2 separate regions of the Homo sapiens genome follow, and region 2 is linked to region 1. Evidence: chromatin loops called from intact Hi-C (ENCODE). Cell type or tissue: Caco-2. All regions are shown on one strand. Each heading gives the region's core, and the rest is flanking DNA. Links, peaks and the distances in the headings are about the cores only. Region 1 overlaps SLC19A3 (solute carrier family 19 member 3). Region 2 has its middle 22 kb from the start of SCYGR5.

The links. Peaks named below come from ENCODE experiments on the same cell type or tissue, not always from the same donor. Only the 100,000 strongest peaks of a DNase experiment are listed, where the experiment ranks them.
Region 2: a loop joins it to region 1, with 3 times the contacts of the local background. A loop is called at or near these places in 4 of 110 quality-filtered maps.

The regions. Positions count from the first base shown.
Region 1 is chr2:227,699,446-227,709,514 of GRCh38, reverse strand. It overlaps SLC19A3 (solute carrier family 19 member 3), which reads left to right. Exons shown (of 6, transcript NM_025243.4): 2 at 7,195-7,346; 3 at 9,951-10,069. The coding sequence starts at 7,197. Among named protein-coding and RNA genes, the nearest start is that of SLC19A3, 14 kb to the left of the region's middle. In Caco-2, for the core only: no CTCF peak of the experiment used is centred there; DNase peaks (open chromatin) are centred at 2,454, 6,134 and 7,774.
Region 2 is chr2:227,639,853-227,649,921 of GRCh38, reverse strand. It overlaps the pseudogene LOC100420667. Among named protein-coding and RNA genes, the nearest start is that of SCYGR5, 22 kb to the left of the region's middle. In Caco-2, for the core only: no CTCF peak of the experiment used is centred there; a DNase peak (open chromatin) is centred at 5,571.

The sequences.
Region 1 (10,069 bases), core at 1,818-9,817:
GCTTTGCAGTTCTTTTGTTGTTGTTGTTTTTGGGACAGAGTCTCGCTCTGTCACCCAGGCTGGAGTGCATTTGCTCAATCTTGGCATTTGCAACCTCCACTTCCCAGGTACAAGTGATTCTCGTGCCTCAGTCTGCCAAGTAGCTGGAATTACAGGTGCCCGCCACCATGCCTGGCTAATTTTTGCATTTTTTAGTTTGAGACGGGGTTTCACCAATGTTGGCCAGGCTGATCTTGAACTCCTGACCTCAAGTCATCCACCCGCCTCAGCCTCCCAAAGTGCTGGGATTACAGGCATGAGGCACAGTGCCCGGCCTCAGTTTCTGCAGTTCTTGCTTTTTAACAGTTGTTTACCCTACAAAAATGGAAAATATACTTGGAAATATTTGTGGACATAGGGCTTTTAAGTATATGCACTTAGAGATAGATACAGACAACCTATGGATTAGGAAATAGGACACTATCCATGTCTGAAATTTAAATAAGGTCCAAATTAGCTTAGATCCAATATGATTCCCCAATGCATATATGAACAATACGTGAACATTGTTGTGTGCACAACTATGGAAAGGTCTTAATCCGCACAGTGACTCTGAGATAAGACTCACTGAAGGAAATACAGCAGCAAACCCAGGAGATGTGAGTTCCAATCTTCATTTGTAACTCACTCCAAATGAGATCCTAGCAATGAAGTAATTTTTTTTTGTTTCCCACTAAAAACAAATAAACAAAAACCTTAGTTTTTCTATGCTACAGAATTAGGATGACAAATGAACTTATCTTGCAGTCACTATAAGAACACTGACAGTTTCAGAGATAGTATTAAAAATCAACTAAACACTTATAATTATTGTGAAAGCATTTATCTATCAAAGAAGGTTAGCCTGCAGCCAGTTGGAAAGTTTTTTTTGTTGTTTTTTTGGTTTGTTTGTTTGTTTGTTTGTTTGTTTGTTTGATAGAGACAGGGTCTCACTATGTTGCCAGGCTCTCCTGGGCTCAAGCAATCCTCCCGCCTCAGCCTCCCAAAATGCTGGGATTACAGGCATGAGCCACCGTGTCCGGCTGCCAGGTGGAAAGAACAATTTAAGGAGATGGTTAAAAGTGGAAAAGCCAATAACATGGTAATAATTGAAATAAAAGAAGAAAGAAAAAATTGAACTCTGATACAAAGAGACTACAACTGTGTAATAGGTTGCATAAAAAGAAATTTTGCAAACATGTAATAGGTTGCAAGGCAGATAAAAACAAAAATCATGAGAAGCCACTCCTGCCAAATTCATTCATAGTCAAAATACAAGTTAACTTTTGTGGGAGATTAAAAAAAAGAAAACTAAGAGCATTTTAAAATGAAGTAGGATTAGGTATGCTAGCAAGAGAGTTTTTTTCAAAAGGCTGTGGCACCCCACGTACCCCAAAGAAGGGGAGCCAGCAGTAAACAATGTGGCCTTATGTGGAATACATGGCAATGGGCTCCAAATACAGATTCAGGCTGGGCGCGGTGGCTCACATGTGTAATCCTGGCACTTTGGGAGGCCAAGGCAAGTGGATCACCTGAGGTCAGGAGTTCAACACCAGCCTGGCCAACATGGTGAAATCCCGTCTCTACTAAAAATACAAAAAACTAGCCAGGCATGGTGGCAGGCACCTGTAATCTCAACTACTTGGGAGGCTGAAGCAGGAGAATTGCTTGAACCTGGGAGGCAGAGGTTGTAGTGAGCTGAAATTGCACCACTGGACTCCAGCCTGGGCAATAGAGTGAGACTCTGTCTCAAAAAAAATAGAGATTGAGAGAAGCTGGAGGCCAAACAGTAGAGAACTGAAGCATCCCTTGGTGGGACAGCTGTGGCTTTTTTCATAATATGAAAAATAATTATTTCCATTATTTTTTAAATTTGTTTTTTTTTATTATATTTTATTTTATTGTATATTTTTTGAGAACAGGGTCTTGCTCCGTTGCCCGGCTGGAGTGCAGTGGCACCATCTCAGCTCATTGCAACCTCCGCCTTCAGGTCTTCAGTGATCCTCCCACCTCAGCCTCCCAGGTAGCTGGGATTACAGGTGCGCATCACCATGCCTGGCTAACTTTGTATTTTTGTAGAGACAGGGTTTCACCGTGTCGCTCAGGCTAGTCTCGAACACCTGAGCTCAAGCGATCCACCTGACTTGGCCTCCCACAGTGGTAGTATTACAGGCATAAGCCACCGCGCCTGGCTGAAAAATAATTATTTTTCTACCAGCAAAAGAAGAAAGGAACCCATCAGTTCCAAGGCAACTGAAGTGACCACTTGCAATGCAAAGGTGTTGGCTCATTCAAAGTCAAAGATGTTGGCTGGATCAGCGCCTCTGTGTATCCCCACAGTGTCTGTGGCCATTTTCTTCAGGGCTCATGTGGTGTGCTGCAACAGGGTCAGGGGACAAGTGCACTCTGGTCTGCCGTGCAGGTGCAGCAGGGAGACCCGCCCAGGGTCACTGTAGCTCTGGAGTGGAGCAAAGGCCAAAGCTCAGGGTTCACCTCCTCAATCTGCTGTTGTAGCTAACACTGTGCCACTGTAAACTCTCTCCTGTGCGTCCAAGTCCACCAAGGTAAGGTCTGTTGTGGATTTAGCTGCTCTGAGTCTCTGCTAAAAAGAGCAGCTGATGAATTGACTCTTTCTTTCTACTTTCAGCATCTTCACTGCATGTTTCAAATCGTGAGAGCCTGATAGGCTGACTTTTGTTTAGGGAATGTGCCTTTTGTTGTTGTTATTAACACAGTCGTTCTCTGTTGCCCAGGTTGGGGTGCAGTGGCATGATCTCCACTCACTGCAACCTCCATCTCCCGGGTTCAAGTGATTCTCCTGCCTCAGCCACCCAAGTAGCTGGGATTACAGGCACCCACCACCGCAACCGACTAATTTTTGCGTTATTAGTAGAGATGGGGTTTCACTCTGTTGGCCAGGCTAGTCTTGAACTCCTGACCTCAGGTGATCCACCTGCCTCAGCCTCCCAAAGCGCTGGGATTACAAGCATGAGCCACTACACCCAGCCTTTTAAAATTTTTAATCTACCGTTTACACAGTGTTCTTGTACCTTTTTAAAAAGTGATAGAGCTTATAATAATGGGTGAAGATGACTGCTACAGGAGTAACTTTTAAAAGGACTATCTTGTGATTTGGAACACACAGAAAATGAAGGGGAAAGGTAAACATCTGGCTTTCACAGGTATGAACTCAGAAAATCAAGTCAATTCATGTCCTCACCTTAGAAGCAGTGGAAGCAAAGGGACGTTTAGAGCACTTTTTTAGAGGCGGATAATATGACGGGATCAAAATGGAATGATAAATGGAAAAAAGACAAAAGAACAGTCTATTCCAGAATAATACTTTGTTGTGGAGGAAGTGATCCTCCCAAACAGCACAGGTGGTTACTATGTTTATAAGGGACATGTGTTCATATTTAGTGCATTTTTTCTTCTGCATTTTTTTTTTTCAGACAGGATCTCACTCTGTCGCCCAGAGTGGAGTGCAGCAGCATGATTACAGCTCACTGCAGCCTCGAACTCCTGGGCTAAAGTCATCCTCTCACCTCAGCCTCCCAAGTAGCTAGGATTACAGGCATGCTTCACCACACCACGCTAAATCTTTGTTTGTTTGTTTTTTCATCAACTTTTATTTTAAGTTCTGGGGTACATGTGCAGGATGTGCAGGTTTGTTACACAGGTAAACGTTTGCCATGGTGGTTTGCTGCACAGATCAACTCATCACCTTGGTATAAGCCAAGCATCCATTAGCCATTCTTCCTCCCCCGCCTCCCCATTTCCCCGACAGACCCGAGGGCATGTTGTTCGCCCCATGTGTCCATGCGTTCTCATCATTCCATTCCCACTGGCCAGGTTGCCGAGAAAAATAAATGCTTTTACATTGTTGGTGGGAACGTAAATTACTTCAACCATTGTGGAAGACAGTGTGGCGATTCCTCAAAGATCTAGAAACAGAAATACCATTTGACCCATCATTCCTGTTACTGGGTATATACCCCCAAGAAATAGAAATTATTGTATTATAAAGATACATGAACATGTATACCTTTTTTTTTTTTTTAAGAGATAGGGCCTCGCTATGTTGTCCAGGCTGGTCTCAAACACCTGACCTCAAGCAGTCATCCTGCCCTGGCCTCCCAAAGTGTTGAGATGACAGGCATGATCCACTGAGCCCAGTCTTCCTCTACAACTTCTAACTTAGTACCGTGTCCTATAGTAAGATAGTGTACATTATGATTATATATTTGTATTTATATATTGCTGACCCAAACAGAAGTTTCAGAAAAAAAGCTTAGCCTTTCTCTGCAATGCATTCTGATAGTTAACATTTTTTGTACCATTAAAAAAATCCAACACTTTGGGAGGCTGAGGCGGGCGGATCACCTGAGGTCAGGAGTTTGAGACCAGCCTGGCCAACATGGCAAAACCCCATCTCTACTAAAAACACAAAAATTAGCCAGGCATGGTGGGTGCCTGTAATCCCAGCTACTCTGGAGGCTGAGGCAGGAGAATCACTTGAACCCAGGAAGCGGAGGTTGCAGTGAGCTGAAATCGTGCCACTGCACTCCAGCCTGGGCAAAACAGTGAGACTCCATCTCAAATAATAATAATAATAATGCTGTTTGCAACCCCATACTAAATTTCCTTGACACCACAATATGAAAAGCACTGTTTTAAAATAAACTGAAATTGGATTTTTATTTTTATTTTTGAGACAAGATCTCACTCTCACCCAGACTGGAGTGCAGTGGTGTGATCACAGCTCACCGACACCTTGATCTCCTGGCCTCAAGTGACCCTCCTGCCTCAGCCTCCCAAAGTGCTGGGCACCATGCTCAGTTTAGAATGGGAATTTTGAGGATATAGCCAGGCTGTCTCAAACAGAGGGTAAGAGGAAAGATAGCTGAACTTGGAATTAGGAAACTGAGACCAAGTCCAGGCTCTGATGTTTGTTAAAGGTGAAAATGAGCACAAATCTTACTACCTTTAGTCCTCCATTTCCCCATCTATCCAGTGACAACCATACCACCTCCATGTGCCTCACAGAATGCTCCAAGAAAAATTAAATCATTTTCAAAATGTAAAAATTATTTTAAAAGATTGCATAAGTAATTCAATTATCATAGTCCTAGTCGTAAATGGTAAAACACTTGGAGATCTGAGGACCTTTCTGTCCTGTAAGGCATGCAGCTAGGAAGTGAGATGCACTCACGAAAACCAGGCAGCACTTGAATTTATTCTCAGTGGTGAGGCGTGACTCATGCCCTTCCTTCTATAAGATTGTCTTCCCTAACTCCTGGATTCTTGCCTGTTCCTGACACTTCTCTCTTTTCACCCTTACCCTTCTTCAAGTAGACTGTAGTGGTTTGTTTATTCAATTCATTCAGCATCTTCCTTGAGTGCTATGTATTAGGTGCTATGCTAGGCACTTAAGACAATGTGGTGGACCAGGCAATACGCCCTGCCCTCCTGGGCTTGTACTTTAGTAGGGCATGTCTTATTATAGGTTTTTTTCTGCTTGACCATCCCAACTAAATCGATTTGGACAGCTGTATTAGAAACCTAAAGAAATAAAAAGATAGATAATCCAGCAGGCTTTTAGCAGCCTGTGGATCACTGTGGCATAGTCCTAGGTCTCAGATGCACAGAGAAGATGATGACCTGGATTTAGAGAACAAATCCGTGGTCAGCAAAGGTGGAGAGGAGGCTCTGGATATAGAGCCAGCAGATGCTACCCCAGCAAGACCACTCTTCAGAAGATGACCAAGCCTCAGTGATCACCTGTCCAGGACAGCCATTTCTATAAGATCATTAACAACGAAGACAGAAAGCACCAGCAAACCCAGCAGCATTCCAGGAAGAAGAGAAAGCCCTGTTTTCTGGACTAAGGGAGTAGGTTAACAGTCACTGTAATTTGCCTTTGGCAAAATTTTCACATTGTCAGCATTGCTCACTGATGCTGTAATCCTAGTTTCAAAATCTGATCGCTCTTGTCTCTCCACTGCTTAATCAAGGGCTTTGTTGACATAAACAGTGTTTACCCTATTGAACTTAAGAGAGGAATTATGCAGCTGTCGGGGTCACCTTGGGAAAGGGTAGGGTGAGTGGCAAGCCGCAATGATGTGACCTAGTAGGTCCTTCCTACCTCCCCAACCCCTAGTAAAGCTCCCCACCCACTGGATACCTGGAATTCCACCCAGGTAAGACTTGCTATTCCGGAATGAGAATGCTTTTCCTTCTCTCTCGTCTGCTTTCAAACTGCAATTGACCCTAAAAGCTCTATATATGTAACCATAATCTTTAGTGTGAATGTGTTTATAAATACACGTTTTTTCCCTCACTGTGGTTGTCATTAGGTTAATACCAGTAGCTGAGGGGGCCTCCAGAATGAGGGAGAGTGGAGTGGGTGAAAGATTCCTGATGGGAGTAGGGAGACCTGGATTCAGATCTTGATCATGTGGTTTGAAGCCAGTGTTTGGGCATCTTGGATCTTCCATATGCTCCTCTGGGAATGTGGGGAAATGATATCTGTCTTACAGTTATTATGTAGATTTAAGGAGATAGTATGCAGAAAAGCATCATACAACAAATTAGTTTCCTTCCTATAAATGTATCTCAGAGAACTTAGCCACATGCAGGACCATCAAAAATCTATAAACATTACAATAAGGCAAAGCTTGAGCTAAAATGTGGAGGAATTAGTGAATTTTCCTGTGCACATGATAATTCACATGAGATAGCAAGATGTTTTCAAATATAGCTGCCATACAATGATTGTTTTTTGTTTTTTGTTTCTTCTGTGCAGTGACAAATGAGATCCTCTATTGGGCTTTATGTCTAAAGCTTGCATTTCAAGCAATTTCCTCACTCGAGGTCAGGAGTTCAAGACCAGCCTGGCCAACATGGTGAAACCCCATCTCTACTAAAAATACAAAATTATCCAGTCATGGTGGCAGGCACCTGTAATCCCAGCTACTTGGGAGGCTGAGGCAGGAGAATGGCTTGAGCCCGGGAGGCACAGGTTGCAATGGGCTGAGATCATGCCACTGCACTTCAGCCTGGACAACAGAGCGACCCTCCATCTCAAAAAAAAAAAAAAAATCAGGTTTTCATCGCATCAAGGATGCTAAAAAGAATAAGCATCACTTAATTTTCTCTTTGTTTCCATTTGATCAGCCATGGATTGTTACAGAACTTCACTAAGCAGTTCCTGGATTTACCCCACTGTGATCCTCTGCTTATTTGGTTTTTTCTCCATGATGAGACCCTCAGAACCATTCCTTATCCCATATTTATCTGGACCAGATAAAAACCTGACCAGTGCAGAGGTAAGTTAACATACATACATATCTTAATGTGGTTTTTTAAATTTTATGGGACTTGAACAAGGATACAGGGCTTCCCTCAACTTGATATAAGATGAACACATTAAACTCAGTGAGCCTGATTTTCATAATATGTGTCCCATATAGAACTTTTCAAACTATTTCCTCTTCTTACTTGCAAAAAATTGCAGCCAAAACATATTACATGTGTTAACAAATTTTTAACTTGCATAGAGTCCTAACATTTGTGTTAATGATAGGAGACTTTCAGGTCTCCGTTGATTCTATTATACTAATCCTAAAATAGCATCACTGGCAGGCACAGGATCTAGATCTAAATAAACTCTCAGGCTGCTGAGGGATAAGCAGGATCTCATAAAAAATTGTGGTATTTCTTTATGACACTGTTTGCCAGCAGGTGAGCCATTAACAGCTTTATCTCCCAGCCCTTGCCTCCTTCTCTGGAATGCCAGTTTCTCTTACTTAAAAGAGCAACGCCTTTCTTTTTCTTTCTTTCTTTCTTTTTTTTTTTTTTTAATTGTTTTTGTTTGAGATGGAGTCTCACTCTGTTGTGCAGGCTAGAGTGCAACGGGGTGATTTTGGCTCACTGCAACCTCCGCCTCCCAGGTTCAAACAATTGTCCTACCTCAGCATCCCGAGTAGCTGGGACTACGGGCATGAGCCACCATGCTCGGCTAATTTTTGTATTTTTAGTAGAGACAGGGTTTCCCCATGTTGGCCAGGCTGGTCTCGAACTTCTGGCCTCAAGAGATCCACCCGCCTCGGCCTCCCAAAATGCTGGGATTACAGGCGTGAGCCACCGCCACCGGCCTCGCATTTCTTTATAAGAAGTACAACAAGAAAATGCACTGACCTAACTGCAAAATTACCCTGGGCTGATTTTACAATCTCCAGCCTTAGCCTTGAAAACACTGTGTAAAGTGTGTGGCTTCGCCTGCAAGGCTGATGGGTGCCTCGGGTGGTGAGGTGGCAAAGACAGAAAGGCAAGCTTCTTCTGTAGCATCAGATCACTTAGGGACAACCCTGTTTCCGAGTTGCTCAGGTTGAAGCATGCCACAATTAAGACAACAAAGGACAGATGCAGGGTCAGAAGCAACTCAATGAATCCACTGGGTTCTGCTTCTCGAGCCACTGTGGACCAGTTAACAGACCTTCCCTCCAAGGAGCAGCTCAGTTGTGTGGTCTTTGCTCTGTGGCCTCCTGCTTTCTCCAGCAACCTCAGTGATCCAGGTGTCAAGGTGGGTACGTTCAGTGATTTGAGAGGCTGCGGCACTCACCCATCCCTACAGATCAGCAACTCCAGTCCTTCCAACTGTGAAAATTGAGATCCCATGCATTTCTGACTAAATCTGTGAGATGATCCATATTAAATTGAGCCATAAACAAATCAGCAGAATTGTTAGGGGGAGCAGGGGGAAGGTTGGGAACCTAGCAAATTTGCCCATGAAGGAAAATGAGATACATTATTTGCTTCCACTCTATAATGTGGCAAAGTTATTTACTCTTTCCCTATTTTCCCATATCTTTCCAGATGTTGGAAGGGCTGAAATATTTGATGTAGTGATAGATCACATGAAAATAAAGGCTGTTGGATTCTTTTTGTTGTTGTTGTTCAGATGGAGTCTTGCTCTGTTGCCCAGGCTGGAGTACAGTGGCACAGTCTCGGCTCTCTGCAACCTCTGCCTCCTGGGTTCAAGCGATTCTCCTGCCTCAGCCTCCCAAGTAGCTGGGATTACAGGTGTCTGCCACCATTCATGGCTAATTTTTGTGTTTTTAGTTGTAGACGGGGTTTCATCATGTTGGCCAGGCTGGTCTCGAACTCCTGACCTCGTGATCTGCCTGCCTCGGCCTCCCAAGGTGCTGGGATTACAGGTGTGAGCCACCATGCCTGGCCTGGATTCTTTTAACATTGTGGTCTACTTGTCTAATGTTAATATTCAAACAAGAAGGAAATTATATTTTTTAAGAATCTTGGGCCGGGCACGGTGGCTCACGCCTATAATCCCAGCACTTTGGGAGGCCGAGGTGGGCGGATCACCTAAGTTCAGGAGTTCAAGATCAACCTGATCAACATGGTGAAACCCCGTCTCTTCTAAAATACAAAAATTAGCCAGGCATGATGGCGGGTGCCTGTAATCCCAGCTACTCAGGAGGCTGAGATGGGAGAATGGCTTGAACCTGGGAGATGGTGGTTGCAGTCAGCGAAGATCGGGCCACTGCACTCCAGCCTGGGCAGCTGAGCAAGACTCCACCTCAAAAAAAAAGAATCGGAAAATCTTAGAAGTGTCCAAAAACTTTTTAACTCATCTACTCAACTGTACATACTATCTAAACTTAATACATAATTCAGATTGCACAATAAGCCAATATATTTTTCTGCCGGGGTTTATCTAAGTGTGTACATTGGTTTTTACCAATGGGAAAGGAGACTATCTTTTCTTGTGATTTCCTTGAAAATCAGTTTTCTCATTATGTTTCTCCGTAATGCGAATAATTTCCAATTGGAGGCAGAATTTGAGATACAAACCACAGGTACCTTAGTAAAGTACCGGTGCTTCGTGGTCATGCAATTTACCAACTTTGCAGATAACAAATGAGATCTTCCCCGTTTGGACATACTCCTACCTGGTGCTGCTGCTGCCTGTGTTTGTCCTCACCGATTATGTCCGCTACAAGCCAGTCATCATCTTGCAAGGTATCAGTTT
Region 2 (10,069 bases), core at 1,099-9,098, 59 kb after region 1:
GAGCCGTTGCACCCAACAATTTTATCTTATTTTGCCTCTCTTTCCTAGCCACCATCTACATTCACCCACCTCACACCAAGTAGATTTTGCCTTCTAAACCAATCCACCTTTTTTCTTCACAATAAACACCAGTACATCCCATGAGGTACAAACTGGTTTAGCTAGAAGCTATGACTGGGCTGGATTCAAATACCAGAGATTGTCACAAAAAGCATATCTGGCATACAGCTTTTACCATGTTAGTGACTATACCCAAAAGCCAAAAACAGCAAGAATAAAGTTCTACCAAACTTCAAGAGTGCTTGGGTAAAAGTCTACCTGGGAACCCAAAGCATGAGGACACAGATTAGGTCATAGCAAAGGGCATTCTCAGGCTCAGTAAATCTGTGGATTTATTTTGGTAGTCTAGAAATTCAGAGGACAGGGATTTGAGAAGGTCTACCCCAACCGCCTTTGTGTCATCCTCCACCCACTGTACATTCCCCTTATAGAAAGTGAAATAATCACTTACGACAGATAGGCGCCGATAATTGGCCAGTGCCAGCAGTTCCAAGAGAAACTGTGGCCAAAATTGTCTTGAATGAGAGAGCTACTAAGTAGTTTCTTATGGTTCCTCCAGGGCAGCCCAAAAAAGTAAAGTGAAGAAAACGGAAGAGTAGAAGATAAACACACACATTTCTTCCTCTGACATTCAATCTCAAACTGGTCATTTGTTCCATATTTTCCTGATCACCGAGATGGTAACGCAATGGGCTCCTCAGTTTTGTACTGATGGATATCAAAGGGAAAGAAGGCGGTCAGGTTTTTCCAGTACTGAAACATCCTTTTTGACCTTTTGGTTCTCACTGTGAAGAGGAATAAACTATTTTGTTACATGCTAGTAAGCAACAGTATCTGAGCAGCCCTAGATTGTTCTGGAAATCCTGTCAAGTGTAAACAGATTAATTTATCCATTATGGCCTCTTTTCCTAGCCTCCATAGCTTATTGCAGATCAAATTACATTTATAAAGTTTAAAAGGCTGATAACTAAGATAATAGCTGCTGTGTTTTTTACACCTGGAAATATAAATTCTCACCTTATGAATATCTGTCATTCAATTTGTTTCCCTGAATTTCAGTTTCCCATTGCTTTCCAAAGTATTGTTAGAAATTCATGTAAACCATGAAACTAGACCCACTTTGGCAAAGGCCAAGCAGTGCGTCCTGGGGTTGATACATCTCATCTTGATAATGTTAAGTGTCAGAGGCCCAGGGTGTATTTCACGTCCTGATGTTTTTTTGTCTTTGCACTCTCCCCACTTAATCTTGCAGATGACAGATGAGATCTTCCCCGTTTGGACATACTCCTACCTGGTGCTGCTGCTGCTTGTGTTTGTCCTCACCGATTACGTCCGCTACAAGCCAGTCATCATCTTGCAAGGTATTATTAGTTTCATCATTACCTGACTGCCGCTCCTGTTTGGCCAAGGAGTGAAGACCGTGCAGGTTGTAGAGTTCTTCTACGGGATGGTCACTGCCGCCGAGGTGGCTTACTACGCCTACATATACAGCGTGGTCAGCCCCGAGCACTACCAGAGAGTGAGCGGCTACTGCAGGAGTGTCACGCTGGCCACCTACACAGCAGGGTCGGTGCTGGCCCGACTCTTGGTATCCCCGGTGAACCTGTTGTACTTTTACCTCAACGTCATATCCTTGGCCTCTGTCTCCGTGGCCTTCCTTTTCTCACCTTTTCTACCAATGCCCAAAAAGAGCATGTTTTTTTCATGCAAAACCCAAAAAAGAAACTCCTCAAAAGCCACCAGGAGAGGACGCCATCTTAGAGGAATCTCACAAGGATCACAAAGCAGTTCACTCGGAATTATTCACTGTTTCAGGGGACCTGGATGCCAGCAGTGGGGCACCCCAAAGCCAAGCAATGTGGCTTTGAGAGATTTTGTGCAGTGGTCCCGGGATTTGCAGGAGTGCTACTCCTCGAAGCATCTCTTTTACTGACCCCTGTGGTGGGCTTTTTCCACAACAGGTTTTAACCAGATGTTAAACTATGTTCAAATCCTATGGGATTACAAGGCACCATCTCAAAGTTTCACAATACATGTATTAGTCGATTTTCATGCTGCTGACAAAGACATACCCAAGACTGGGTAATTTATAAGGAAAGAGATTTAATTGACTCACAGTTCAGCATGGCTGCAGAGGCCTCACAATCATGGCAGAAGGTAAAGGAGGAGCAAAGTCACTGATTACATCGCAGCAGGCAAGAGAGAATGAGAGCCAAGCGAAAGGGGAAACCCCTTATAAAACTGTCAGATCTTATGAGAGTTATTTGCTATCATGAGAACAGTACGGGGGAAACTACCCCCATGATTCAATTATCTCCCACTGGGTCCCTCCCACAACACGTGGGAATTATGGGAGCTGCAATTCAAGAAGAGATTTGGATGGGGATACAGTCAAACCCTATCAATATATAATGGAGCAGTAGAAGCCCTTGAAACCTTTGGGTCTAGGTATATAAGACTTTATCTCATCAATGTGCAGAAAATGTGCTGCTCCATGTTGTAAGATACTCCATGGTAAAAAATTAGACCTGTTCGGAAGTAACTCCAATCAATGCATTTCAGTGCAATAGAGCCCTGAAAAAAGTAAGATAGTAAGAACTGATATTACAAGACCTACGCTACGTCAAGTATACAACACATATTTAATTGATATTTTTGCTGTTTATAATGAAGCTAGTGACTAGATTAAAAAATAAAAATAAAAAAACACTGGGCTCAATTTTTTTTTTCTTAGAGAAAGAGTCTCGCTCTGTCGCCCAGGAGGGAGTGCAGTGGCACCATCTCAGCTCACTGCCACCTCCACCTCCTGGGTTCAAGCGATTCTCCTGCCTCAGCCTCCCGAGTAGCTGGGATTACATGTGCACACTACCACGCCTGGCTAATTTTTTGTATTTTTAGTAGAGACGGGGTTTCACTGTGTTGGCCAGACTGGTCTTGAACTCCTGACCTCGTGATCCACCCACCTCAGCCTCCCAAAGTGCTGGGATTACAGGCGTGAGCCACCGTGCCTGGCCCCTGGGCTCAATTTTTTTATCTATGTTCTATCATTTGCCAAGTAGGCAAATCAATGAAAATTCTAGCAATCCATTTTCTCTTCTCTTAAAAGGCCAGAACAATATCTGCTAGTTTATTTCACAGGATAGCTTTTTTTCTTTTTTTTTTTTTTTTGAGATGGGGTCTGGCTCTGTCACCAGGCTGGAGTGCAGTGGCACGATCTCGGCTCACTGCAACCTCCAGCTCCCTGGTTCAAGCCATTCTCCTGCCTCAGCCTCCTGGGTAGCTGCACAGGATTGCTTTAAAGATCAAAAGATATCATGCATTCGGAGGTAATTGTGTACTGTAGTATCTTGGGTAAAAAATAGTTGTTTTTATTTAATTTTCTTGAACATAAAATAAATAACACAACTTTCAAATTGTATTCTTCAATAATCCTGTTGTAGTGATTTCAACACCAACTACCAAGTAGTTTGAAAAAGAAGAGTTTTGTCACAAATTTAAAAGAGGCAACTAATGTAATAAAACATTGAAAAAGGTATACATGGAAGATAAAGTTACACTCATCCCTAAAAACAGGAGCTACAAACTGGTGTCCTGCTGGCCAATTATGGTTTGACCATGAAGAGTTAGATGGTTTAAGGTTAAACTATCAAAACTCTTTTCAGGCAGGCAAGGTGGCTCATGCCTGTAATCCCAGAGCTTTGGGAGGCTGAGGTGGGGAGGCCAGGAGTTTAAGACCAGCCCAGCCAACATAGTGAGACCCTGTCTCTATAAAAAAAAAAAATTTGTTTTAATTAGCTGGGCATGGTGGTGTGTGCCTGTAGTCCTAGCAACTGGGGAAGCTGAGGCCAGGAGGGTCACTTGAGCCCAGGAGTTCTAGGCTTCGGTGAGCTATGATTGTGCCACTGCACTCCCGCCTGAGTGACAGAGTGAGACTTTGTCTCGTAAAACAAACAGGCTGGGCACGGTGGTTCACACCTGTAATCCCAGCACTTTGGGAAGCCGAGGTGGGTGGATCATGAGGTCAGGAGTTCAAGACCAGCCTGGCCAATGTGGTGAAACCCCATCTCTACTAAAAATACAAAAATTAGCCAGGCATGCTGGCATGCACCTGTAATCTCAACTACTCGGGAGGCACAAGAATCACTTGAACCTGGTAGGTGGAGGTTGCAGTGAGCTGAGATCTTGCCACTGCACTCCAGCCTGGGCAACAGAGCAAGACTCTTGGGAAAAAAAATAACAAAAAAAACTTTTTTTCTTTCTGGAATCTTTCAATAACTCTAGTCTTTAAAATGTGGTTTGAAAGGCCAGGTGTGATGGCTCATGCCTGTAATCCTAACACTTTGGGAGGCCGAGGCATGTGGACCAGCCTGGGCAACATGATGAAACCCCATCTCTACAAAAAATGTAAAAAAATTAGCCGGGTTTGGTGGCGTTCGCCTGTTGTCCCAGCCACTCAGGAGGCTGAGGCAAGAGAATCACTTGAACCCAGGAGGTCAAGCCTGCAGAAAGCTAAGATCGCACCACTGTACTCCATCCTGGATGACAGTGAGACCCTGTGTCAAAAAATAATAATAAAATGTGGTTTGCAGACTACATTACCATAAGGTGGGCACACTCACGGTAATGGTCTTCAAACCTGATATGCATAAACTGACCTAAGCCAAAGTTGACCGCAGCTAATAGTTTTACCTTTTTAAGGGATTGTAGAAAAAAAAATATGCAACAAGACTTGTAAAACAGGATATGTGGCTCATAAGCCGTAAGTATTCACTACCTGGCCCTTTAGAGATTGTGGATCTTGAATTCAATATAGTGGGTTGCTGACCAGCATTTTTAAATCGGAGTAGACTTGTCTAGTATAGAATAGGGAGCATATCAGCTTGTAAGGGTACATTTTGTTTTGCAAAAATTCTGTTCACACACATATATATGTACTAATTAATATATAAAATATATTTTTCTCAGGCTATGGTCAAAGAAGTTTGAAAGCTTCTGCTCTTGGAGCTATCTTATAAATATCAGGGTTCCCAGCCTGAGTATCATTGCTGTCCCTTGAGTTGGCTGGTGTCTCCTTCCTCCTTATCTAAAGATGAATTTCTGATATTTGTGTTGTCTGACAGGAAAAAGGCAAGAAGACTGAGCAACCAAGAGAAATCTTGGGAAGGTCTCTGGGGTACTGAGGGTTTCAGCTCCCACGCCTGGGTTCACCCTTCAAGGTCCATCCTGGGCCTTCCGCTTGGGCAAAACCTTCCTCCTGGCTCAGAAGCTACAGTAGTTTGGAGAGTTTGAGATGCTTGTCCAGGCACTCCTCATCTCTCCCAGAATATACTTTGTGAGCTTTAAAACACTCTTCCAAAGGCAGTGTGGTGCAAGGAGGGAGAGGTGGGCTGACACAGGCATTAATACTCCAGGGTACAAAGGGCAGGCCCCAGAGCTGTCTTTGAAGTTAGCCCAACAATCTGCATGTATTTTCCTGACAAAACAAAGCTTTCACATCAAATGAGACTTTGAAGCTGTTTATTTTAAAGTTAGGTTGTTCCACACCCACCTGTTTATTGAACATGGCGGGGCCCATTGTTGAGCTCACATTCTTGTCATTTCCCTCCCTGAAAATTCCTAACACTTGGTTGATTAGGTCAGGGATCGGATCGCTGTTTCATCCTCTGCACTGCTGGCCTCTTGGGCTGGGCAATTCTTTGTCGAGGGCACTGTTCTGAGCTCTGTAGGATGTTCAGCAACATTGTATGCCCGTAAGCCACTAGGTGCCAGGATGCACCCCATTGTGACAACCAAAACTGTCTTCAAATATTGCCACCTGTCTGCTAGAAGGCAAAAATACCCCTGGTTGACAACCACTAGATCAGATTTGGATTAGGGTCAGAGCTTTTGGGTGGGGGTTGAGGGAGATAATGAGTCTCGCTTTGTCGCCCAGGCTAGAGTGCAATGGCGTGATCTAGGCTCACTACAACCTCCGCCTCCCGGGTTCAAGCAATTCTCCTGCCTCAGCCCCCCTAATTTTTGTATCTTTAGTAGAGATGGGGTTTCACCATGTTGGTCAGGCTGGTCTCGAACTCTTGACCTCAGGTGATCCACCCGCCTCAGCATCCCAACAGAACTCTTTTATAATCTTTATCATACCGTATTTATTTATTTATTTATTAACTTAAATTTATTTATCTAATTTCCCCACTAGGCTGCATTGTTTTCAAAGCAAGGACCCAAAATTTACCACTATGTTGTTCCACAGAGAACCTCAAAAGTACTTGCTGGTTTAACAAATGAAGGAAAGAAGGAAGGAAGAAAAGAAGGAAGGAAGGAACAAATAAAGAAGGGAATGACCAGGCCAGGCATAGTGGCTCACACCTGTAATCCTAATATTTGAGAGGCCAAGATGGGAGGATTGCTTGAGGCCAGGAGTTCGAGACCAGCCTGGTCAATATAGCGAGATCCCATCTCTCTCTCTCTCTCTGTCTCTCTGTCTCTCTCTCTCTGTCTCTCTCTCTCTCTCTCTCTCTCTCTCTCTCTCTCTATATATATATATATATATATATATATATATATATATATATAGAGAGAGAGAGAGAGAGAGAGAGAGAGAGAGAGAGAGAGAAAAGCTTGGCATCTGCCAGGGATCTTGAGGAAAATTTTTAAATGGTGTTACAGAAAGGAAAGAGAAAAGAGAGACAAGGGCAAAGAGAGAGAGGCCATCCTTCCTAGGGCATTGGTAATAGGCTCACAGAAAGGGCGGGGGGGAAAAGAGCAGGCACCACACATTAGGAAACTTTAGGCTGCAGACCTTGTGCACCTCAAGCCAATGACCAAGCATTCAGTTTCCCATTTCTTACCCTCTGTTTGTCTTGACCAGACTTTAGTCAGGCTCCTGGCTTTCCTACAGACCCCTAAATGTTGCTTACTCCAAACCCTGAGCAAACACAAAAAAATGTGGAATGTGTCACCCTTATCAGCTCCAAACGGGAATTGGCTGACCACAGTGGGATACTTTCCTGTCAAACGCCACTGACCATTTCCCCCTGTGAATCCAGCTTCCTCTGCAGAGATTCTGCTTATGTCTGCTTGTACCCTCTTTACCCTATAAAAGTAAATCCTTTTTCTGTTTGATCTTGAGTCATGCAGATTTCTGCAATCAGAGAGTTCTTTTTATTGCAATAGCCTTTCTTCTAAATAAAGCCTCTCCTATCTAAGTCACATATATATTCTTTTTATTTGACACCAGGTTTCTAAGCCTGAGTTTTAACATCTGCAAAGGGAAGAGGAAAGAAAAAAATGGCCCTCTCCATGGGTCCTCTCCAGTCTATGATTTACGAAAGCCTAAATTCAATTGGTCTATTTCAACCCTTAAGAGAAAATGATATGTACAGTTCACAGAGGTGGATCAAGCAATTTTTCATTCAAAGTTCACAATAAGTCAGCATTTTTTTTTTACCTTAGTCTGAAAACGCTTCAGTGCTTCTGTAACTGTGGATTTTAACAAAACCGTGTGCTATTTTACTGTACATGGATTAACAAGATGTAGTTTATTTTTTATTTTATTTTATTTCATTTTATTTTATTTTATTTTATTTTAGGAGCCGTGGCAGCCTTCACAGTGGCTACATCAAAGTCATCTGGGATCTTCCGGGTGAGTTGCCCTTGGTGATCTTCTCAGGAGCAGATGGAGGTTCTCTATGTCCCATGCATTTCACAACTAATATTTGGGTGCACTATGCTGGTCTCTTGATATTCAAGTCAAGTTTTATGCTCTTTATAACCATAGCCGTGTAAGTATTTACCATTTCTTTCTTTTAACTACCTAAACCTGAAGCAACAAAACATGTTTATTTATTCTTCCAGTTCCTCTGAATAGCATTTTGCAATGTTATGCCTAAGGCTTCCTACAAGAGGCAATGAAACTATATTCCCATTTGAATCAACTTTCTCTTACGACTTGACTAAGATTCCTAATCAGGAGGATACCTGAAGTTCTTAAGCAGTAATATATTGTTAGGCTTTTATTTTGTCTGATTTAGCGACACAGTATAATAAGATGCGATTCTAATTTTGACTAAGTTTAGTTTTCACTCCCAATTGTCCTGCTTGTATAGTCAGAGCGTATCTATTTCTTTTTGAAATGACTTATCAAATATTCTGAGAGCTGTTACAGAAGTGAAGCTGTTCTATAAAACTATGTCTAAATACTATATCACACAGTAGTTTAAAAATATGAAGTATTTGATTTAGATTAATCATGAAGTAAATGAGCTAAGGAGGTGGTGGATGCTGGTTGGAGAACACTTCAAGGAATTCGATGTTGCTTCTCGTTTTCTGTGTAACAATGTATTTCATTCTATATACCAAGTTAATCCGAAATAAACATCTGAAAATATTTTCCTTGGCTGAACATTACTGGCAGCATAATCTTTGACATGCTCTGTGGCCTTAAAGTTTTCTAGTCTGTTTGGCTATAAAATGAAGGTCAGATGCGTTTCTTTCTAAGGAGTATTAGTAATGATGACATCTGAATTTTCAACAGAAATACTGGAAGCCAGAAAACAATGAAACAACATTTTAATTTTTATTTCTATTTATTTATTTATTTATTTAGAGACGGAGTCTTGCTCCATTGTCCAGGCTGGAGTGCAGTGCACGATCTCAGCTCACTGCAACCTCTGCCTCCCGGGTTCAAGCGATTCTTCTGCCTCAGACTCCCAAGTAGCTGGGACTACAGGTGCATGCCACCATGCCCGGCTAATTTTTGTATTTTTAGTAGAAATGGGGTTTCACCATATTGGCCAGGCTGGTCTCGAACTCCTGACCTCGTGATCTGCCCACCTTGGCCTCCCAAAGTGCTGGGATTACAGGCGTAAGCCACCACGCCCAGCCTGTTATTTTTATTTTTATCTTTTAAAAATAATTGCACCTTTTGGTTTAGATTCAGGAAGTACATGTGCAGGTTTGTTACATGGGTATATTGCTTGAGGCTGAGGTTTGGGATACAATTGATCCCATCACCCAGCTAGTGAGCATATTACCCAATTGGTAGTTTTTCAACTTTTGCCCTCCTCCCAAGAATATTTTTAAAGTGTGAAAAGTAAAGAACTGCTAGCCTAGAATTTTATGCTAAGCAAAGATATTCCTCAAAAATTAAGTCAAAATAAAGAATTTTTAAGACAAAAAAATTAAGCAAAATTATTGTGGCTTACACTAAAAGAAATATAAAGGGAATTCTTTAGGCAGAATGAAAATGATCACCATTAGCATTGCAATAATATAGGAAAAATAATACTGGAAAGAATAAACATATAAGTAAATCTAAGCAAATCTTGATTTTTAAGACAGATTCGCGCAGGCTGGAGTGAAGTGGTGCAATCTCAGCTCACTGCAAGCTCTGCCTCCCAGGTTCAAGCAATTCTCGAGCCTCAGCCACTCAAGTAGCTGGGATGACAGGTGTGCACCACCATACCTGGCTAATTTTTTTGTAGTTTTTGTAGAGAAGGAGTTTCACCATGTTGGCCAGGCTGGTCTCCAACTCCTGACCTCAAGTGATCCACCTGCCTCAGCCTCCCAAAGTTCTGGGATTACAGATGTGAGCCACCGCACCTGGCCTAATGTTTCTAGTTTTAAAAATATATGTAGAGTCCGGGCACGATGGTTAATACCTGTAATCTCAGCACTTTGGGAGGCCAAGGCGGGCGGATCACTTGAGGTCAGGAGTTTGAGACCAGCCTGGCCAACATGGTGAAACCCCATCTCTACTAAAATACAAAAATTAGCTGGGCGTGGTGGCAGGTGCCTGTAATCCCAGCTACTGGAGAAGCTGAGGCAGGATAATCGCTTGAGCCTGGGAGGCGGATGTTGCAGTGAGCCGAGATCCCACTATTGCACTCTAGCCTGGGCGACAGAACAAGACTCCATCTCAAAAAAATAAATAAATAAAAATATATGTACAGTTAAAATTTATGATGGTAATAGCACAAAAGGAAGGGGAAATAATAAATTTAAAGTATTGCAA